Linked DNA regions of Homo sapiens: all the other regions are linked to region 1. A link is a loop called in an ENCODE intact Hi-C map of the cell type or tissue named here. Cell type or tissue: heart right ventricle. All regions are shown on one strand. Each heading gives the region's core, and the rest is flanking DNA. Links, peaks and the distances in the headings are about the cores only.

The links. Peaks named below come from ENCODE experiments on the same cell type or tissue, not always from the same donor. Only the 100,000 strongest peaks of a DNase experiment are listed, where the experiment ranks them.
Region 2: a loop joins it to region 1, with 14 times the contacts of the local background. A loop is called at or near these places in 98 of 110 quality-filtered maps.
Region 3: a loop joins it to region 1, with 8 times the contacts of the local background. A loop is called at or near these places in 99 of 110 quality-filtered maps.

Annotation. Positions count from the first base shown.
Region 1 is chr13:111,064,480-111,072,815 of GRCh38, forward strand. No RefSeq gene overlaps it. Among named protein-coding and RNA genes, the nearest start is that of LINC00368, 27 kb to the right of the region's middle. RefSeq lists enhancers at 1-100, 2,802-2,861. In heart right ventricle, for the core only: CTCF peaks have their summits at 3,468 (motif pointing right) and 3,682; DNase peaks (open chromatin) are centred at 2,162, 2,552, 3,072 and 3,442; H3K4me3 peaks cover 1,613 bases; H3K27ac peaks cover 1,557 bases; H3K27me3 peaks cover 418 bases.
Region 2 is chr13:111,220,295-111,227,727 of GRCh38, forward strand. The region is part of intron 5 of ARHGEF7 (Rho guanine nucleotide exchange factor 7); the gene reads left to right. Among named protein-coding and RNA genes, the nearest start is that of ARHGEF7-AS1, 75 kb to the left of the region's middle. In heart right ventricle, for the core only: a CTCF peak has its summit at 3,299 (motif pointing left); no DNase peak of the experiment used is centred there.
Region 3 is chr13:111,212,153-111,219,585 of GRCh38, forward strand. It overlaps ARHGEF7 (Rho guanine nucleotide exchange factor 7), which reads left to right. Exons shown (of 22, transcript NM_001354046.2): 5 at 5,527-5,728. Among named protein-coding and RNA genes, the nearest start is that of ARHGEF7-AS1, 67 kb to the left of the region's middle. RefSeq lists enhancers at 1-63, 1,717-2,252, 2,788-3,322. In heart right ventricle, for the core only: a CTCF peak has its summit at 4,252 (motif pointing left); DNase peaks (open chromatin) are centred at 4,269, 4,579 and 5,729; H3K27ac peaks cover 2,716 bases.

The sequences.
Region 1 (8,336 bases), core at 1,579-6,578:
TACCTGTGACCTGGAAGCCCCTGCTTCAAGTTGTCCCACCTTTCCTGACCCAACGAATGTACACCTTACCTGTATTGATTGATGTCTTAAGTCCCCCTAAAATGTATAAAACCAAGGTGTAGCCTGACTACCTTGGGCACATGTTCTCCTGACCTCCTGAGGTTGTGTCACAAGTCATTGGTCCCTCATATTTGGTCAGAATAAACCTCTTCAAATGTTTTACAGAGCTTGACGCTTTTCGTCCACACTATGCAAAGAGAACAAGACAGGGATGGGAGATTTTGGTTCCACTTGGTGGCCAAGGCTCCTGGTTTCTAACCACATGCAGGACCAAGCTGGCACGGCCTGTCACAGCACCCACATCCCTACTGCCTTCTGGAAGCTGCTCCTTTTCCTTCAGGGCTAAGCAGGGACCCAGACCCCTTCCTTCACTGTCCTGGAGGCTCCAGCACCTGGTCACATTTCTGCTCTCAGCCTTGAAATGTGGAGGGCTCATCTCATCTTCTCAGAAAGTAAAACATGTGGCAGCCTCAGTGAGCCCATACAGTTTTCTTCAGGGCAGCCCACATGGCACCTGGCATGGTCTCCTCTCCCTCAAAGCAGGAAAGAGACCTTCTCATGGGTAAGAGAAGGCCCATGGTGGAAACACAAAGGCAGCCATCTGGCTGAGAAGGAAAAAACACTGATTCTTCCAGATGAGTCTGCAGTGGCGGAAAACAAAGCTGGGGTGGCTTCCCCACTGCAGTGCTTAGTTCTCGGGGGGATCTGCTGCTCATTGATTTCTAACATTGCCTTCCAGTTACATCATGGAAAACAGGAAGAAAGAGGAAAAAATAGGAAAGGAAGAACAAAATGCACTGAAGCAAGAGCAGGAAGAAAGGGTAGAATGAAGCATTTAAACAGAGAGGAAGAGAAAAATAGCAATCACAGAAAGAACCAGGGAGTTTATAAAACAGGCTGCATGAAAATCATTTATCAAAACACTGTCCAGGAATTTTTGTTAAAAATAAACATAAAACAATTAGCTAGTCACAAAAAGACAAGTACTGTGGAACTCCACTCATTGTTAGTCAGTGGCGAGGCAGACATGAGCAGGGCAGGAGAGGGCCCACCCCACCAGGAACCTCTGGAGACCATCAGGTGATACTCAGGCAGTGGTTAAACTGGTTCTCTAAAATAGTAATTGGTTGCAGCTGTGCCAGGGAAAGGCGGGCTCCCAATAGCTGGAAAACACCTGAAACTGATCAGCAGCTTTCTATAAGATCTCAGGAGTGGGGCGAGGTGGCTTAGGCCTGTGCACTAAGAGGTAAAATGTAGTTTAACTGGTGTGTGACCTTCCTCCAGGAACACGAGACAGGTAAGGGCAAAATACTTCAGGTGAGCATGTGCACAACTTCAGTAATACAGCGCGCACGCGGCCCCGCCCAAGCGCTGGCCGGTCACTGCGCATGCGGACAGCCCACCCCAAGGAAAGGTCAAGGAAGGGGAAATGGAAACCCTGAACCATGCCCATGTATAAAACCCAAAGTGGGGGGTTGTACCCTGCACTTGGATCTCTCAAGTCGCCTACTTCACCCTCTCCCAAGTGTACTTTACTTCCCTTAATTCCTGCTCTAAAGCTTTTTAATAAACTCTCAGTCCTGCTCTAAAACTCGCCTTGGCCTCTCACTCTGCACTATGCACCTCGGCCGAATTCTTTCCTCTGAGGAGGCAAGAATCGAGTTGCTGCAGACCCTACGGATTCCCTGCTGCTAACAGTATTAGTCCCTGGACTAATCAAATTCAGACACACAAAGTGGAATGGTGGATGCCAGGGGCTGGGGAGGGCAATGGGGAGTGAGTGCTTATTTAAGGGGGACAGAGTTCGGTCTTGCAAGATGAAGATGTTCTATTGATTGTGAAAAATGTGAATGCACCTAAATGCCTAAAAATGGTTAAAATGGTAATCGTTATGTGTATTTTGCCACAATTTAAAAACATAAAAAATAAGAATGTCTGAGTAAATAAACGTATAACGCGTTCTTTAAGTCCACTGACAGCGGCGTGGCCTTGGCCTCTGTGCTCATCTTTCCAGGACAGAGCCCCGTTTGGTGTTTCTGGTTCTGTGCTGCGTAGAGAACTTGGCACCCTGGTCCTATGCACAGAAGAGGAGCTTTCCGAAGGCTCCGGGAGAGAACGCTGGGGAGTCAAGGCCAGTCCGAGCACAGCAGCTGGGGCCAGATTGGAGACAGGGACTTTTTTATTCGAGAGAAAGCGAACGTAGTATCTAAGCGGAAGAGCCCTTGCAGGCGCGGGAAGGGAGGCCGCGCTTCCCCGGGCCTGCGGGGTCAGAGGAGGAGCTTCTGCGGGAGCTTAAAGGGGCCCCACAGCCCCCTGCACCCCTTCCACGAGCTCTGGGGAAGGCGTTCCTCGTGGGAGACCTGTCTCCCACGTTGTTGCCGGTTAAGAAGTCAGAGCTAGGGGACAGGCCGGGTGCGGTGGCTCACGCCTGTAATCCCAGCACTTTGGGAGGCCGAGGCGGGCGGATCACGAGGTCAGGAGATCAAGACTATCTTGGCTAACACTGTGAAATCCCGTCTCTACTAAAAATACAAAAAATTAGCCGGGCGTGGTGGCACGCGCCTGTAGTCCCAGCTACTCCGGAGGCTGAAGCAGGAGAATTGCGTGAACCCGGGAGGCAGAGCTTGCAGTGAGCAGAGATCGCGTCACTGCACTCCAGCCTGGCGACAGAGCGAGTCTCCGTCTCAAAAAAAAAAAAAAAAAAAAAAAAAAAAAAAAAAAAAAGGAGAGAGGAAAAAAGCAAACTGTGCCTTTAAACCAGGGCGACCTTCATTCCCACAAGAAGGACTCCGCCTTGGTCCCCTTGGGTGAAAGCTGCCGCTGCTGAGCGCCTCTGCGGCCCGGTGAGATCGGGGTTCACAGGCTGACCCAGCGTTAGGAGGTGCCGGGCTGATCACGACCGCCAGAGCTGCTGAGGTCGGAGCCCCGACCCTGGGAACGCAGCACGGAGCCTGGCCGCGGGCCGTGAACAAAGCGGTGTGCAGGGGACCCAGGTTCACAGCGCAGGTGCGCGGCTCCCCGGCGGCTCTGCCGTCCTAGCTCACGCGGTCCCGGGGCAGCTGCTTTGCGCCGAGCCCCAGAGACGTGGCGGCGGGTCCCGACTGCGCTGCCGCCCGTGAGAGGCACCGGACCTGCCCTCCAGGGCGGGGAAAGGGAGGACTCTGATCCCATGAGAACCCAGACAGTTCCATGTCCAAGGAGGCACCCGGAATGTTCTGAAACAAACCTGCGATTATGACAGCTCCGTATCATGTACTAGACGAAATTCTTACAGCTCCAACCTCTTTTTTTACATTTTCTATTAAATTTTAATACCGGTTTCTCGCGCCTATGAGCAAAAAGACAAGTGTTAAAGCTAGCAATCGTTTGTGCAATTTCATCGATTGGTTCCACCGCTGCACTTGCTGCTGGTGACCAATAGGGGGTGTTAATTGTTAATTATAATCAATATTCTGCCCACTGACAACAGCAAATCCTAAAAGCTCAAGTTTCAACTCAATTCTTAAAACGAAGATTTAACTAGCTCCTTGAATCTTATAGGACTTTTATCACTCTCAGTGCTTCCAGTTACAGGTTCTAGTCTCAAAACTAGTTGACCTAAATGTCTTCAAATAAACTTTAAAGGATATGGATGGAGTTTTAAGCCAACTTTTAACTGAAAGTATAGCATATATATAGAAAAGCTCACAAATCATAAATGTTCAGCTGGATATACATTTTTTACAAAGGCTCACACATCCATGGGGCCAGGCCTCGGGTCAGACATAGAATCTCACCAGGGGACTCCCTCACACACTTCCCAGCCCTTATCCCACCTCAGAGAATAGCCATCTTCCGACTTGTTCCAGTGTAGATGACCCTTGCCTGTTCTAAGCTTTATATAAATGAGTTATATAATGTATCTGGATTCTTTTGCTCAGTGTTTGCTCGTGAGACTGTCCCTATTCTGAGTGCAGCCATATTATGGGGGTGTAATGTGTGCGTACTGCCCTGCAATGCAGTACTCCCCTTTATGCACACACCACGAGGGGCATCTCCAAACAGCCGCTCCCAAGCATCGGGGCTGCTTTGGGCTTGGGGCAGTGATGAACGATGCTGTTATAAACCTTCTTGTGCATGTCTTTAGGCACACATATACGCATTTCTGATTGGCATATATTTAGGAGTAGAATTGCTGGGCCATAGAGTGTGCACATACTAAACTCAGAAGATGCTGCCAAACAGGTTTCCAAAACGGTTGTACGAATTTACACTCCCACGGGCTGCATATGAGAGCTCCGTTGCTCACATTTGCTATCATAAATGTATTTTTATTGCATGGAATTATTATAGTACTTGATGTATAGCTTTTCCAGGGTTTTCCAAAGAGTATAATCTTAGCCAGATACTAGCAAAAGAGTAATTAAGATGTAAGAACTATGTAAATTGTAAGCACTCAGAATATGTATTTACCACGCAGGATTCTCACAGATATCTTAAGATGCTGTTCAAATTAGGGAGGTCTATTCTTGATGCATGGAAGGTGTTGTGGATGAAATTCTTTTGCTTTATTTCTGCACAGAGTAATCTCATAGTAAGTTTAAATTACTGCAGGGATTTATCCCCAAGTCCTAACTGAGTGTCAATGTTGGGATGACAAAGACGGTCTAACCTTACACATCTGAACCAAGTCCTCATTTTCTCAGAGCCCAACAGGAGGCTGAACCCAGCGTCCCTGTCATGTCTCACCCTCTCAGAGGTGGCCTATGTAGTACCCACTCCAACATTGTTTCAGTTCTGCCCTCAAATGAAGCCAGAAGGTGATGGAGCTGTGGGAGGGGAGAGTGTAAGGTTGACAGTGTCTAAGCAAGCAGGACTTGACACAGATGACGAGGCTGTCTTTTCTATTCAGGTTCAGCTCATGAGCACTGGAGAGTTATAGAAACTTCTAGAATCAGCAGAATAGTTAAATTCACTCTCCTTTAATGCAAATGAAGAATGTCTTTCCTGGACTTCAGGAGTCACACTTCTCTTATGCCAGCTTCCTCTGAGAATTCCAGATATTCTCTGAGTAGAGGTGAATCTTCTGCCGGGTCTTCTGAAAGAGACCCCACCTCTCATCATGGGCTGCTCCTGACCTCTGCCCCCTGTGATAAATGAGCCAATTAACACTAAACTGGAGATTCCTCAGGGGTTTTAGGCTGGTTTTCCCAAGCCAAGTGTTACTCCTCAAATGTTCTCCATTCATCTTGTAGAAAGGGCCATGTTTGCAGGATTCCCAGCTCGCACGCAGTGGGTGATTGGTGGCTGTGGACAGAGCTTCAGGCCTGCAAAGATCTGATCGAGCAGAGCCAGGTTCTAGCAGGTGCTACCTAAATGAGTTGATTAGAGCACGCTTTCTGGAACCAAAATAAAAAATGAATTGTTCCTATTGTTTTAAAGTTAGTTGTAATGAAGAATTCATTTAATTTTGTTGTGGTAAAATATCCATAATCTGAAATTTACCGCTTAACCATTCTTAGGTGCACAGTTCAGTGGCATTAAGTGCATTTACATTGTTTCTTGTGCAACCATCACTATACTGTCTTCCTTCTCCAGAACTTTTTCTTCTTCCCAGACTAAAACCCTGTCCTCATTCAACACTGACTCCCCCTCCCCCATCTCCCCAACTCCTGGCAGCCCCCATTCTACTTTCTGTCTCTGTGACTTTGAGTCCTCTATGGACCTCATCTGTCTGGAGTCATACAGTATTTGTCCTTTTGTGGCTGGTGTATTTCACTTAGCGTAACATCCTCAAGTTTCATCTGTGCTATGGCACATGTCAGAGCATCTTTGCTTGTTGAGGATGGATAACACCCCATTGTTATCCATGGGGTGGATGACATGAAGGGCCCACATTTTGTTTATTCATTCCTCTGTTGGTGGACATGGGTGGCTTCCACCTCTTGGCTATTTTGAATAATGCTCCTAGGAACATGGGTGTACTGATCTTTTTGAGTCTGCTTTCAGTTTTCTTGGGCATTTAGCCAACAGCAGAATTGCTGAATCCTATGATAATTCTAGGTTTAATTTTTTCAGGAGCTGCTATACTATCTTCCACAGTGGTGAAAAATTCTCCTTGTGTCACTGGGACCTTTCCTTTGCCATGGCTTGTGTACATTCTCAAGTAGCTTTCAGAGTTATTTCAAAAGAAGTCGGGACCAGCGATGCCAGCATGGCTGAGCTTTTCACAAGTTTTACACCTAGAAATGGGTGGTACAGCAAGGTCCAAGGCAAAAAGATGGCTCCTCTGACCTCTAGGACACCCCACACCCCACTCTTTGATCCAGAGGTGTTGGAGCCTGTGAGGAAGGATGAGGTGGCAAGGTGAGAATTGAAAAGCGTGATAGCAGAGATGGGGAGTTCTGCAGAGGTGAACAAAGAATTCAGGAGATTCTGCAGAGGCAAAGAAAGAATCAGCAAACATGAAGATAGGGCCATAGGAGTGACCAAAAGCAAGGCACAAACAGGAACAGGGATTTTTAAAACAAGCACACAAAAAACCCAGAGCATGTAAGAGCTTTGGGAAATTATCGGACATGCTAACAGATGTGTAACTGGAATCCCAGAAGAAAAGAAAATCAGCAGAAGAAATATTTGAAGATATTGGGGGAACCTGCTCCCCATATTTCAACATAGGTTCTTTTTATTTCCCATAAGTGTCAGCCGGCTGAGAAATAAAGAGAAAGAGTACAAAGAGAGGAATTTTACAGCTGGGCCGCCAGGGGGTGACATCACATGTTGGTAGGACCGTGATGCCTGCCTGAGTCTCAGACCAGCAAGTTTTTATTTAGGGTTTCAAAAGGGGAGGAGGTGTAAAACAGAGAGTAGGTACAAAGATCACATGCTTCAAAGGGCAAAAAGCAGAACAAAGATCACATGCTTCTGAGGGAACAGGACAAAAGGCAAAACAGAACTACTGATAAGGATCTATGTTCAGCTGTGCACGTATTGTCTTGATAAACATCTTAAACAACAGAAAACAGGGTTCAAGAGCAGAGAACCAGTCTGACCACAAATTTACCAGGGTGGAGTTTTTCCCCACCCTAATAAGCCTGAGGGTACTGCAGGAGACCAGGGCGTATTTCAGTCCTTATCTCAACTGCATAAGACAGACACTCTCAGAGCGGCCGTTTATAGACCTCCCCCAGGAATGCATTCCTTTCCCAGGGTATTAATATTAATATTCCTGGCGAGGAAAAGAATTTAGCGGTATCTTCCCTACTTGCATGTCTGTTTATAGGCTCTCTGCAAGAAGAAAAATATGGCTCTTTTTGCCCAACCCCGCAGGCAGTCAGACCTTATGGTTGTCTTCCCTTGTTCCCTAAAAATCACTGTTATTCTGTTCTTTTTCAACGTGCACTGATTTCATATTGTTTAAACACACATGTTTTACAATCAATTTGTACAGTTAACACAATTATCACAGTGGTTCTGAGGTGACATACATCCTCAGCTTATGAAGAAAACAGGATTAAGAGATTAAAAGACAGGTATAAGAAATTATAAAAGTATTATTTGGGAACTGATAAATGCCCATATTAAAATGAAATCTTCACAATTTATGTTCCTCTGCCATGGCTCCAGCCGGTCCCTCTGTTCGGGATCCCTGACTTCCCACAACATGAAGAGTTAATGTCCAAGAATATTTAAAATTCATGGAAGACACCAAACCACAATCCAGAGAACACCCAGGAGGACAACCACTGCTAATAATACTAATAACCACAACAATAATAAACACTGGCTAGACCAAGCATAGTACAACTGCTGCTGGAAAAACAGAGAAAACAGGCACTGCAAACAGAGGAACAAAAAGAAAATCACAAACTTTGAATTAGAAACCATCCAAGACAGAAGATAATACAGCGACATTTTAAAGTATTTAAAACAACATGCCTTTAAAGCTAGAATTCTATTTCAGCAAAAATAATCTTTCAAAAATGAAAGGCAAATAGGAGACTTCAACTTCTGACCAAGATGAACTAACAAGAGCAAGATTAACCATCCCATGAGGAAAAAAAACCCAAAAGGAAAAACCAAAACATATGAAACATTTTCAAGATAGTGAGCATCAGGCAAGAAGGCCAGGGACCCAGAGAAATGGGCAACCAGAATTCGAAGCAAAGCAAACCCTAGAGATGTGAAGAGGGCCACACTTCCAAGCACATGTGGAACATTTTAAAAAACAATTCTGCAGTGTGGTGGCTCACGCCTGTAATCCCAGTACTTTGGGAGGCTGAGGCAGGTGAATCATG
Region 2 (7,433 bases), core at 1,269-6,268, 160 kb after region 1:
GTGGGACGCACCTTTGGAGTAGGGACAGACGCTTGTTCCAGCTGGTCTTTCTGACTTTCTTTAATTCTTAAGTGAACTCCTCCTTTAAGTGTGAATCCTGGACTGACTCTGAACCACCACAGTAAGAGTGCAGGTGAGTGGGGTTTTACTTTTCATGTATTTCTCCTTGTGGATTTTTTAGAAGTAACCCAGAGCAAGGAAATTACGCTGAAAAGATGGGGTTTGTGGATCTCAAAATCCTCTCCAGTTGGAAGTGATTTTCAGACACATTTGAATGTCGTCAGTGTCATCTGCCGTGGGAATTTGTCTTGCAGTATGCTGTTACCCCTGATAGCCCACAGGAAGGCATCGTGAGCCCCCGCTTTTGAGTGGACTGTGGGCCCTTGAGCTGGCAGCAGCAGAGGACGCCCTCCAAAGGACCGGCAGGGCGTGTTTAGAAACATGGCTCTCATGAGGAACAGTGCTCTCACTTTGTTCTACCCGAAGCCACTACTCATGTCTTAGGCGTGTCTGAGCGTGTGTGCGTGCCCGGTTTCAACGTATGTGCGTGTACATGGTGTGTTGCCATCAAGGAGCTCTTTGCAGGGGCCACACGGAATCCATAGGTGTATTAGGGTGCTTTAGAGGGACAGAACTAATAGTATTCTCCTGTTAGTTATATATATAGATATAGATAGATATATAGATATGAAGGGAACTTTATTAAGGGGAGTTTATTATATATACATGTTATATATATATAAAGGGGAGATATATATATATCTACATATACATATATACATATACATCCCCCTATTGTGGGACCTTGTGATCATGTAAGTTAATACCTAATAAACTCCCTTTCATATATATATAGATATATATGTCTATATATATCTATATAGATATATATGTCTATATATATCTATATAGATATATATGTCTATATATATCTATATAGATATATATGTCTATATATATCTATATAGATATATATGTCTATATATATCTATATAGATATATATGTCTATATATATCTATATATAGATATATATGTCTATATATATCTATATATATGTCTATATATATATCTATATATATATCTATATATATAGATGTCTATATATCTATATATATAGATGTCTATATATCTATATATAGATATATATATCTATATATATAGATATATAGACATCTATATATATAGATATATATAGACATATATATATCTATATATATAGATATATATCTATATATATCTATATATAGATACATATCTATATATCTATATATATAGATACATATCTATATATATCTATATATAGATATATATCTCCCCTTTATATGTATATATATATGTATCTCCCCTTTATATATATATATAACATGTATATATAATAAACTCCCCTTAATAAACCCCTTGATATATCTATCTGTATCTATCTATATATACAGCTAATAGGAGAATATTATTAGTTCTGTCCCTCTATTACTTCTGTCCCTCTAAAGAACCCTCATACACCTATGGATTCATATATGTATGTATATGTGTACGTGTACGTATATGTGTATATGTATACAAGGTCCCACGATAGGCCATCTACAGGCTGAGGAGCAAGGAGAGCCAGTCCGAGTCTCAAAACTGAAGAAATTGGAGGCTGATGTTTGAGGGCAAGAAGCATCCAGCATGGGAGAAAGATGTAGGCTGGGAGGCTAGGTCAGTCTCGCCTTTTCACGTTTTTCTGCCTGCTTTATATTTGCTGGAAGCTGATTAGGTGGTGCCCAGCAGCTTAAGGGTGGGTCTGCCTTTCCCAGTTCACGGACTCAAATGTGAATCTCCTTTAGCAACACCCTCACAGACACACCCAGGATTAATGCTTTGTGTCCTTCAATCCAATCAAGTTGGCACTGAGTATTAACCATCACAATAGGGTTTGTGCCAAACTGAGACCTAAGTAACTTTGGAAAATTTCCCTTTTTTTCCTGTTTATTTTTTAAAATTCAAGAAATGTCATTTTTGAGCATATTAGTGATGCATTTGCTAAACTTTATCTGATGGTTGAACCAAAGGAATAACCTTCTGTCCCTGTTGTTCTCTAATTACCTAAGCATATTGTATGGAAAGTCATGCTAGTTTTATTTTAGTTTATTTATTTTTAATTTTATTTTACTATTTTATTTTGAGATGGAGTTTCACTCTTGTTGCCCAGGCTGGAGTGCAGTGATGCTCACTGCAACCTTTGCTTCCTGGGTTCAAGCGATTCTCCTGCCCCAGCCTCCCGAGTAGCTGGGATTATAGGCACGTGCCACCATGCCTGGCTAATTTTTGTATTTTTAGTAGAGATAGGGTTTTACCATGTTGGCAGGCTGGTCTTGAACTTCTGACCTCAAGTGATCCACCTGCCTCAGCCTCCCAAAGTGCTGGGATTACAGGCGTGAGCCACCACGCCCAGCCCAGTCTGAGTTTAACCGTGGGCATTTGAGGCAAGTGTGAAACCACATTTTTTACCGTGTTACTCTAGAGCAGTTAAGAATAAAACTCTAGGATCACAATTACATTCAGTACAGCAGACTTCCCTCTCACCTCTGGCTTTGCGTAATGTGGTTACAAGTACCTGCAGTCAACTGTGGTTCGAAACAGGTGAGAACAATACAGTAAGATATCTTGAGAGAAGAGACCACATTCACATAACTTTAGTTATAGTATATTGTTATAATTGTTCTATTTCATTATTAGTTGTTGTTAATCCATTATTGTACCTAATTTCCAGATTAAACACACATAGGTATGTATAGATGGGAAAACATAGTATATATAGGGTTGGTATATATACAGAGATATAGCTGCAGTTTCAGACATCCAGTGGGCAGTCTTGTGGGTACCCCCGTGGATAAGGGTGGGCGGCTATATTGCATTTTTTCCAGTAGTTTATGTGGCTTTCTGATTTTGGAATTAGGTTTCCTTTTTTGAAGAGTGTGTTAAATGTATTTTGATTTATAGTTAATTAGTGCTTGATTTTTCTGAAAACAAAATTGTGCCAGGTTCCAAACTTAGAGACTTCTCTGACCATCATGTTAGGATCATTTCTTTATTCATGAAAACACTGACTTCCTTTAAATTGAGGGTTTCTCTTCTGAATTATATTTTAATTTGATGTACAAATAGTTTTACTGAGTAAACAAGAACTGAAGTTTTTCTCTAAATGGCACTTTTTTAGGCTGTTTATCTCCAGATAAATTGACCAGATGGTCCAATTCACCTCTCCTGCTTCCCTGGGGAAGTGTAGCCATTGGTGGTTTGCCCTCTTGTGGTCGGAGATGGAATTGTTCTTGTCAAGGTTCACCGTTGTGTTGGTGCTTTTAACCTGTGGTGTAGGATTTCTTGTTTGAATAGTCCCTCTTTGAAGACAGATAAAATGTTCTAGGATTCTGTAATAACGATCTTTCTAATGCTTGTGTCAAAAGCATTGTATATTATTCCTGAATATGTACAGTACAGTCTTATGGAAGGTAAATAATTGTCACTTAGCATTTATTTTCTGTGCACCTTTTTTGGTTAGGTAAAACCCATGGATTTCTATAGCATTTTTTTTTTTTTTTTGAGACAGAGTCTTGCTCTGTTGCCCAGGCTGGAGTGCAGTGGCATAATCTCAGCTCACTGCAACCTCCACCTCCTGGGTTCAAGCGATTCTCCTACCCCAGCCTCCCAAGTAGCTGGGATTACAGGTGCCCGCCACCACGCCCGGCTAATTTGTGTATTTTTAGTAGAGACAGGGTTTCACCATGTCAGCCAGGCTGGCCTCGAACACCTGACCTTGTCATCTGCCCGCCTCAGCCTCCCAAAGTGCTGGGATTACAGGCATGAGCCACCGCAGCCAGCGTCTACAGCATTTTTTACAGGCTGATATGTATTTGTGTTTCACACCCACCCACCCACCCTCACTCTTACTCCCTTGCTTCAGAATTTCCTAAATTCAAGGGAGAAGTTAAGGAGAGAAGCAGCAAGGTCCATTCTGGAAGTGAGTGGTGATGGTGGTTGCTGTGATTGGATAGAAGTGGAGGCACTCAGCTGCATGTGGCACACACGGTTAGCAGCTGTGAGAACACACCTCGTGCTCTGTGTGCTTCCAAGACCAGTTTTCTGTGTGTGCATGTGGACTCAGGCTTTTTTAGATGATTATTTCTAATGTGCTGACTTTAGTCATTCTCCTATTTCTGGACAGCTTATTATCTGTTGTAAAGACATTTCTTTTAAATGCTGTTTTGGGGGCTGGTTAGCTTGAGATGATGACTGTCTGTGTTTGGCAGTGATGTGAGAGCTTAAATGGGACTGTCATTTGCTGATCCACAGATCTTTAACGACATTGCCACTTTTTAAGTTGGTCACTTTTAAATATTTTTTACTTATTTTTGACATAAAGCAACACGCAGCTGAATTTTGGATGTCGTTATTAATTTAGCTGTGGAGGAACAGTGTTTGATGTGAGTATAATCTGTGCGGGGAAAAGGACAAAAGTACCCCAGAACCTTGCCTTCCTTCGTGCCACTGGATGTGAGCTTGTGCTGTAGTCCTTCCTCCTCTCCGGTGAGGATTGGGTTTGGATGGGACACATGAGGCTGCATTACAGGATGGACCTCTCAGCACTATTGTTTCAAGATGTAATTGTTTTTAAACAAGAGAGAAGAACATAAATTAGAAGATATGGGCCCCCCGAGGCAGGCGTAGGGAGCGTATTATAGCATTATGTACAAAGGGGTCTTGGAGTAGATGGTTTGGAAATGTTTCTGGCGTGTGAAAGTGAATATTTTCCTAGATTGGTATACCGAGCATGTCCTCACTGCAATGTGGCTGCCTCCCGTTGTCGGTGATGATTACACATCTTCCGTTTCAGGAGCACGTCCCATAGACCAGCTGACTTAGAGTAATTAGGGGTCAGGTTGTTAGTCTTCCAGTATTAGAGCTTCTCTTTTTTAAAAAAGTTTTATTTGCATTTATGCTTAAGTAATTGTATTACTTACATGCCACATGCTTGTAGCATGTGATAGCCAGTAGACGGAAGAGCTCATGTGGGGAAGAGCACAGGCCACCCACTCCCACAGCCCTGATCCAGGGAGAGGCGTTACTCACCTCCTCTCCTCTCCTACGTAGCTGCCTCGCAACTCTTCACAGTATGCAGAGACTTCTCTGCTTAGATTTATAGGGCGTATCTCACTTTATTGCACTTTGCTTGTTTTTTTGTTTTTTTTTTTTTCTCTTACAAATGGAAGGCTTGTGGCAACACTGTTGGTGCCATTTTTCCAGCACCATGTGCCCACTTGTCCCAGTGCTTCATTTGGGTAATTCTTGCACGATTTCACAGCTTTTCATTATTGTATCCGTTATGGTGATCTGTGATCAGGGACCTTTGGTGTTACTGTTAGAATTGTTTTGGGGTGCCATGAACCATGCCCATGTAAGATGGCAGACTTAATTGATAAATGTTGTGTGTATTCTGACTGCCCTACTGACCGGGAATTCCCCATGTTTTTCCCCAGGCCACTCATTCCCTGAGACACAAAAATACTGAAATTAAACCAGTTTATAACCTTACTATGGCCTCTTAAGTGTTCAAATGAAAGGAAGAGTTGCATGTCTCTCACTTTAAATAAAAAGCTAGAAACGATTAACCTTAGTGAGGAAGGCATGTAGAAAGGTGAGACAGGCTGAAAGCTAGGCCTGTTGCACCAGTCAGTCGTGAATACAAATGAAAAGCTCTTGAAGGAAATTATAAGTGCTACTCCAGTGAACACATGAATGATAAGCAATGAAACCACCTTATTGCTGATATGGAGAAAGTTTGAGTGGTGTGGATAGAAGATCAAACCAGCCACAACATTTCCTTAAGGGCAAAGCCTAATCTCTTCAATTCTATGAAGACTGAGAGGTGAGGAAGCTGCAGAAAAAGAGTTTGAAGCTAATGGAGGTTAGTGCATGAGGTTGAAGGAAAGAAGCCGTCTCCAGAACATGATGAAAGTGCAGGGTGAAGCAGCACGTGCTGACGGAGAAGCTGCAGCAAGTCATCCAGAAGATCTAGCTGACATCATCGGTGAAGGTGGCCACACCAACAGGCTGACTCTCTGGTCTGGGGTTAATGTAGCTGGTGACTGAGTTGAAGCCAATTCTCATTTACCATTCTGAAAATCCTAGTACCCTTAAGAATTATGCTTAACCAACTTTGCCTCTCTGCGCTGTAAGTTAGAACAACAAAGCCTGGATGGTGGCACATCTGCTTGTGTCATGGTTTGCTGAATATTTTAAGCCCACTTTAGAGACCTCCCACTCAGGAAAAAAAGATTCCCTTGAGCATGTTACTGCTTATTGACAGTGTACCTAATCACCCAAGAGCTTTGAGGGAGACATACAAAGAAATTAATGTTGTTTTCATGCTGCTAACACAGCATCCATACTGCAGCTCATGGGTCAAGGATTAATTTAGATTTTTGGGTCTTAGCATTTAAGGAATACATTTTGTAAGGCCATAAATAGTGGTTCCTCTAATGGATCTAGGCAAAGTAATTTGAAAACCTTCTGGAAAGGATTTACCCCTTTAGATGCTGTTAAGAACATTTGTGATTTATGGGAGGAGGTTAAAATATCAACATCAACAGGAGTTTGGAAGACATTGATTCTAACCCTGATGGATGACCTTAGGGCCTCAGGACTTCAGTTTAGGAAGGAACTACCTGTGTGGTGGGAACAGCAAGAGAACTAAAATTGGAAGTGGAGCCTGGAGATGTGACTGAACTGCTGCAGTCTCATGAGAAAACTTGAATGGATGAAGAGTTGCTCCTTATGGCTGAGCAAAGAATGTGGTTTCTTGAAATAGAATCTACCCTTGCTGAAGTGCCGTGAACATTGTTGAAATAACAAAAGATTTAGACTGTTGCAAAAAGTTAGTTGATAAAGTGGTAGCAGGGTTTGAGAAGATTGACTCTTAATTTTGTAAGAAGTTGTATGTGTGTAAAATGCTACCAAATAGCATCTCACGCTCCAGAGAAATCTTTCATGAAAGGAAGAATCAGTTGATACTGGCACACTTCATTGTCTTGTTTCAAGAAGTGTCCATAGCCACCGCAGCCTTCTGCAGCCACTGATCAGTCAGCAGCCATCCATATCAAGGCAAGACCCTCTACAAAGAGATTACAGCTTGCTGAAGGCTCAGATGATTGTTAGCATTTTTTTAGAAACTTTTTTTTTAACTAAGGAATGTACTTTTTTTAAAGACAGTGCAATTGCAAACTTAATAGACTACAGTATAGTGTAAACATAGCTTTTATATGCAGTAGGAAACAAATTTGTGTGACTCACTGTATTGCCATGGTCTGAAACCAAGCCCTCAGCAACTTCAGGGTCTCCCTGTGTACCCCGTTTGACTTACCTTCTTCCTCCTACTTTCTTCTAGGTTTGTTCTTTG
Region 3 (7,433 bases), core at 1,269-6,268, 150 kb after region 1:
CCTGTCTTGGGATATAGGCAGGCTTGAACAGTTTGATGTTGCGTTTACTGCTTTGCACTGCAGTGGAGGTTTTCACTTGTCTGCGGTGCCCCTCCACCATTCCAAGGAAAGAACAGTCAGGGGAGAGTTCTTACCCACTTCCAGAGGCTGAACTAAATCGAGCTCTTTATCCAGTTCGGCTCTGTGATGGGCCTCGGTGGTGAAGAATGTGGTAGGCGCCAGTTGTAGATTTAGGTATGGTTTTTCTCATAGATAAGGCATGAGTTCATACTTCACTCTTTGTTCGACACCGCTGGAATTCCTGGTGACTGCTGTGCTTTTAGTCTTCAACTGCTGGCTGCTGATTGGTACAGCCTTGAGTGCTGAATGCTGTTCTCAGAGTTTGGGGATGGCGTTTGTGAGGTGATTGTCCCCATCATCCTTCATTTCTGGGAGAGGTGACTTGATTTCTTAAAGTGCTGCTTCTGCTTCTGGAAACCAGGGACCTGTACGTCTGGCACAGTCCTGATGCTGGCAGCTAACCTTGGCTTTGGACCAGTCACCGAGTGTATTTCCAAGACATGCAAGAAATTATATCCAAATGTATTGTACACATTGTTAAATATTTTCATATACCATATTTTGTCAATTCAAAGACTTCTCTTTTTAAGTCATTTTAACACATCTGGAAGTACGTGTATCTTACAGTTGATGGTATGCCATAATGTAATTGACAGTATTTGGTGGAATATAAAGGCATTGTCTAATTTTTGGCATCTTATATTGGTTGACATGAGGAAACTGAAGCTTAGAGAAGATATTTACCCAAGATCACAGCACTCAGAAATAGTAAAGTTGGAGTAAAAATTGTGTCTCCGTCCTTTGGCAAGCATTTCTCCTTCTGTAAAGGAAATTATAGGTGCTCTTAGAGAGCGGAGGAGAGGGTATTGTTGGTGTGAAGCAGCACTCCAGAGTGTCCTGGTTTTGGATTGTTAGGGTAATTTCAGAACATGGGATACAATAAAGTAATCAGGTGATTAATATCCAAGATACTGATGGGTGGTGCTTTGGCTCCAGGCATCAGAAAGAGGCCGTTAAGGAGCATGGTGGGCATAGATGACTGTGCCCGGCCAGGTCGTGTGTGCCTGGATGGGGTCTCTTCTCCCTTTGGGTTAGGGCAGTGGGGGAACTGTCTTCACTCCCCTCCAGTTACTAAATTTTATTGACACGTAACGTACATAGAAAACCAGTTCATGTATTGTGTGCATACAGCGTGATGTATTGCATGATGAAGTTTTATACATGGAACATTCCCGTGTAAGCACCCAGATGAGGAGGCAGAGCATGACCAGCCTCCAACTCCTCGATGGAGCTTGCGTTCCCCAAGGTATCTGCTGTCCTGATGTCTGATGGTGAAGATGAGTTTTATCCATTTTTGTATTTTTTTTAGCAATGGGATTCTGTGGCATATCCTTTTGTTGTTGTTGTTGTAACGACTGGCTTGTTTTTCTCAACTGAATGATTTAGATTCCCTTAGAGTGTCATGTTGAGTCCAGACAGGTAACAAGCTACAGTTTCAGGAGAGCTTTTTAAAAAAGGGAAAAAAACCCCACAATGATAAAATAGTGATGAAATCCATCTCTTCCAGCTTCCTGTAACACTACTGACAGTGAACGGACCCCTCACTCAGCTGCCGTGATTTTAGGCTGAACGTGGTAGTATAGAGTGTGTAGTTGGAATATAGCCTTTTCTAGGACACCCTTTTCCAGCCAGTCCCATGCATCTTGCGCTCTGATGGAGCACTTCTTGGCATGTTCTAAGTAACCTGTCTTGAGAGTAATAGGCAGAAAGAACATTACAGAGCCCACATGTCCTTCAGTGTAATGACTGCTGAAGAATGGAGGTATGTTGCGACGTTTCACCTGGATACCTGGATCTGAAACAGCTGCCTGCCCCCTGTACCCTTCCTTGGATTCCCCGCTCTCTTAGACGCCGCCCTTTCTTTCTGGGGTGTTGCATTGATGAAGTAATGTCAGTAGGCGTGCCTCCCTCACCCGTACCTTAAGTGTAGAGCGTGCATGCATTTGCACACTCAAGACTGAGGTGGAACTCCGCTGCCTCTTGATCATACCTCATCTCCCCTCTGCTTCCATTCAGGCCTGCCCTGGCCTCAGCCCTGGTGCTGGCTGGAGCCTCAGGGCTGGCCAAGGGTGATCTCGGGCACCTGACCTGGGAAGGGGCCTGCTGCGCCTGCGTTGCTTTGCTCACCACAGCTGTGTTCTGGCATTGGAGCTGATCACCAGGGTGCATGCACTGTGAGCCTGTTTTCCACAAGGCCGGCGTGCCCAGGTGACGTTGGATTACTTACAGGAGAGCATGGTCGCGATCACAGCAGACAGCTAGTGAGTGGAGATGGTGGTTTGCAAAAAGAGAACTTGACATAGCACAGTGAACTCGGGTCACGTTTCACCACACAAGAGCAAGGAACACGTGACAGTTTCTGGATGGGATCTTCAGTTGCAATGGCAAACTTGACCCTGCCCCTTGTTGGTCACAGGGCCCAGAGAGCTTTGTGTCTGCGCTGGTAATTGTTCGCTGGCGCTTTTGTTGCCAAACACTGAAGAGAGGCTTCTTGATTAAATATGAAATATGCATTAAGTATTTCACTTATGAATTTGAATTACTAAATACATATTTATAATTAATACTTAATCTGTAAACACATTTAAATAGATAAGTATTAAATATTTTTGGAATAATATTACAGCTACTCCTTATTGAGGATCTGTTGTGACCTCTTTGCTTTGATGCTTTACCTTTTAAAAATGTTTTTTTTTTCAGTGATTTATACATTCACTTAAAGTCAGGTGATTCGCTGAGACCTGCTATTAGGAAAAAACAGTAGGGACGGCCACTTTTAATTTTTTTCCACTAGTTCTTTTTTTGTTTTGATTTTTATGGTGCATAGTTCATCTATATTTATGGGGTACACGAGCTGTCTTGATACAGACATACAATGCGTCATAATCATATCAGAGTAACTGGGGGCATCCGTCCCCTCTAGCATCCATGACTTCTGAGTGCTGGTTCTTAAGGAGTGCTTTCTAATGCGGATAGTTGTTAAGTTTGGTGTCCTGCGGGGCTGAGGGGGCGATCTTGCTGGAGGATTGTATTTGGCTGTCCTGCTCCTCCGTTGGTGCTTTGTAGGTATTTGCCTGTGTGTCTCTAAATAAAGTGCCCTTTTTTTTTGTTTTTCCTTAATTTGGGGTGATATCAATGTGGACTCCCACAGAGAAAGAGGGGCTGGTGCTGTTTTCCTCCCCTGGCCCCTTGACCTGCATAAATGCCTAGGCCTGTCGTCCCCATGGCTGAGTTCCACCCTGGTTTCACTGAGATCGGTGTTCAGGGTAACATGACGAGGCGAATAATATTTGGAGCAGAGCCACGTTGTATGCTATGACTGTTCTTACCTTTCTAATATTTTGTTTTCGAGAATTAGTAATTCTCGTTTCTTTGTTTAGTTTTCTGTGTATGTTTTGCAGGTTGCAGATCTAGTCTTTTGCGTATTTCTAAGGGTCTCTTTGACATTCAAACACATTAATTTTTCTCTTCTCTTCCCGATTAACTAAGCTCTTGGAGCCTGTGCCCTACTTGAATCTCTCTTGGTTGTGAGCCAGGCTGGCCGCACAGCTGCTGCCTCTGAGCCGCCTTCCATTGTCACCTGGGACACTCCCCCTGACTGTGTAGATCTCCTCTGCCTCTTTCTTTTCAGTTTTTTTGTTAATTCCCCTGTTTTGGAGAAGCACATTTTTAACTCCTTCAGAAAGTGGTGCGTGGGAGGTAAATTTTTGAGATCTTGTATATCTGCAGGTGTCTGTTTTATTAATAACTTTTTTGTCTTTAGTTTTCAGAAGTTTAATTTATGGTATGAATTGGTTTGAATTTCTTTAGGTTTATACTAGTTGGGGTTCACGCAGGTTCCTGGATTGGTATATTTATGTCTTCTGTCAAATTTGGGATATTCTGAGCCATATTTTCTTACCCTGCTTTTCAGCTCTGCCCTCTTAGACTCAGCTTCTGAGACTGATACCAGTGTTTGAAGTTCTTTTATTTCCCACAAGTCCCTGGGACTGAGTGTTGCTGGATGGGGGGGTGATGATTGGCCTGCTAGTGGTAGAGCGGGGGCTGTATGTCAAGAAGTGTGGGTGGTCTCAGGCCTTCCCTGTGGCTGGGTGGAGGGCAGGGAGAAGCCAGTGTGGGCAGATGGAATCACCTGCTGCCACCTGGTGGGGATAGAGGCCTGGACTCTGCTGATGTCACTGGTGGGGATAGAGGCCTGGACTCTGCTGATGTCGCTGGTGGGGATAGAGGCCTGGACTCTGCTGATGTCGCTGGTGGGGATAGAGGCCTGGACTCTGCTGATGTCGCTGGTGGGGATAGAGGCCTGGACTCTGCTGATGTTGCTGGTGGGGATAGAGGCCTGGACTCTGCTGATGTCGCTGGTGTTCCCTAGAGCTCTGAACGTTCTGTGCAGTCTGTGGGACACTGCGTTGCAGGTGGGCTGGGCTCGCTTACCATCAGTGGTAGGGAAGAGGGGTGGGCCGGGGCTGAGGTCTGCCAGGCGGCCCTTTTCTTGCTCCTGTGCCGGCACGAGCAGGCTTCTCCTAGGGTTGTCAGGCTGTGCGCTTTGGTAGTTCTGCATCTCCAGCCTCCAGAGCTCTGTCCGGGGCAGATGGAAATCAAACAGGCCCCAGCCCCTCTGCCTTCCTCTTTCTGCCTTTCAGAAATCTGAAAATATGCACAGTTTCTGAGAAAAATGCGAATTAAAATACGAGGTACTGTTTCTTGTCAGTTTGGCAATATTGAGTGTTGGTGGAAGTTTGAAATGAGCACTTTTAGATACTGTTGCTGGGGATGTTGCTTGGTGTAGTTTGTAGAAACTTTTTGGAGGACAATTTAGAAAGATGTATTAAAAAGTTAACTGTAATAAATATGTCTTCTGACCAGAATTTAATGTATAGCTGGTTTACAGGTATATTCAAAGATAGACATACAAATATTTTTAATGCAGCCTTGTCTACACAAGGAAAGTACTGTATATGGTATCTGGAAATATACTGGAAATAATCTAAAAATCCACTAATGGAGAGTGGGTTCCATAATGAGTGGTATAGTCATATAGCATAACATTAAGTGTTATGTAAGCACCAGTAAGTACTGCCAGATAAATGACATGTTGTCTTAACTTTTGTGACTTGTGGAGAAGTGCGTGTAGTGTGACTCTGTCTCTGTCACATGGATGTGTCTGATTAGGCATCACAGTGGCAGACCAGGACCTTTGAATGCTGTGAAGAGGGTGTCCTCTGGGGCTGGAGTGGTGCTGGTGGTGGTCATGGGGCACTGGAAGGGAGGAAACTGAAATTTCTCTAAATGTATTTCTACTGTTGGGCAATTATGCTACCTTTGTACTAGTAAAGTATAATCCATTTTATAATGAAGTAGACTGTTCTTGGTATAATTTTTCTCCCACTCTTCTTCCCCTTTTAGGACATGACCGATAATAGCAACAATCAACTGGTAGTAAGAGCAAAGTTTAACTTCCAGCAGACCAATGAGGACGAGCTTTCCTTCTCAAAAGGAGACGTCATCCATGTCACCCGTGTGGAAGAGGGAGGCTGGTGGGAGGGCACACTCAACGGCCGGACCGGCTGGTTCCCCAGCAACTACGTGCGCGAGGTCAAGGCCAGCGGTAAGTGGCCGAGCCTGGGCTGTGTGTGGCTTTTTGCGATGAGCAGAAAGAAGTAAATGTACTTGACATAGTGTTTACTCTCCAGCTGGACCTGTGCAAATGACCTGGTCTTAGGATACAGTTTTTTGTTAGATGTAATGGATTTTCACCTCAGCCCCACATTGGGGCCCTGGCATCAAGGGCTCTCTAGTTACTAGCCAGCATTTCCTTTCATCCTGGCATTTTCCAGACGTGAAGAGAAACATCTCGAATCTTTATCATTGCAGTTTTACTGTGAAAGAATTGATCTTTTTTTTTTTTTTTAAGAGCTAGTGTCAGGACTTGGAGTTGGCAGTCCGCAGGCTGTGTTTAATTTTTGTGACTATGGGTGGTACTTTTGGCAGTGGTGTGCAATGAAGTAATTTCTGTCATTCTCTTTGTACTAGTGATAGTATTTTACAAATGCATTGCTTCCTTATGTTTTGTAGTTGTTCACATTGTTTCACTGACTTTCCGATTTTGAGGCTTGTGTTCTTATGAAAGAATAGTGATCCTCGGCACATGGCTATGGCTGCCGGGCTGTCGTGCTTCTTGTGGAAGCGTGTGGGTGGGTGGACAGAGGTGGGGGGTGGGATTTGTGAAGGGAACAATCATGTGTGTCACTTTACTTGCATCCTGCCCTGTAGTTGAAAAACACCGTTGTATACTACAGTTCCTCAGATTCTGCTGGGGAAAGAGTGACTTACAGAGAATAGCTGATACACAGGGAGCTGTGGAAAGGACATGATACAAAATTGTAGCTCTGCTCTAGGGCTTGGGTGACTGAGCCTCAGAGCCACAGGTGTTTCATATGGAAAATGAGGATGATAGTTCTCCCTTGTGCGGTCTTGTGGGGTTGAATTGTTAAGGTTTATACTATGTGTATGGAGTCTGGCAGAGTAGGAGCTCAGGGAATGTTAATGGCTGCTATTGTTTTTCTAAGGTAGCAAGAAAAAAAGATTTACAAATGGGAATATGACAATTTTGATGTAAAAATATTTTCTCAGTGACCTCAGAAAACAAGTATTTTAATAAGGCAGATGGCAGCCCTTATTTGTAAACTTCTCTGGTGTTGGAATTTTTAGGAACAGCACCTGCCTGTTCTTATTGTATGTATATGTATACATATATGTAAAGCAGTTCGCCATTTTTACCAGTTCTAAGTGTACTGTTCAGTAGCACTAGGTACATTCACAGTTTTATAACCATCACCACCGTTTATCTCCAGAACTGTTTCTTCTCAAACTGAATTCTGTTCCCATTAAACAGTCCCCATTCCCCTCCCCAGCCCCTGCCCTCTACCATTCTGCTTTCTGTCTCTGAATTTGATTACCGTTGGTGCTTCGTGTAAGTGCAGTCATTTTGTCTTTTGACTGCTTATTTCATTCAGCATAAAGTGCTGGAGGGTTTTCCATGCTGTAGCATATGACAGAGTTACCTTCCTTTGTAAGGCTGAATAATATTTCATCATATGTATGTACAACATTGTGTGTTGATGGGAACTTGGGTTACTTTCACCTCTTGGCTATGTGAATAATGCTGCTAGGAGCATGGTTGTGTAAGTATTTGAGTCCTTGCTTTTCAGTTCTTTTCTGTATATACCCAGAAGTGGAATTGCTGGGTCAGATGGTGGTTCTGTGATTAAGTCTGGAGGAACTGCCACGTGGTTTTCCCCAGCGGCTGGACC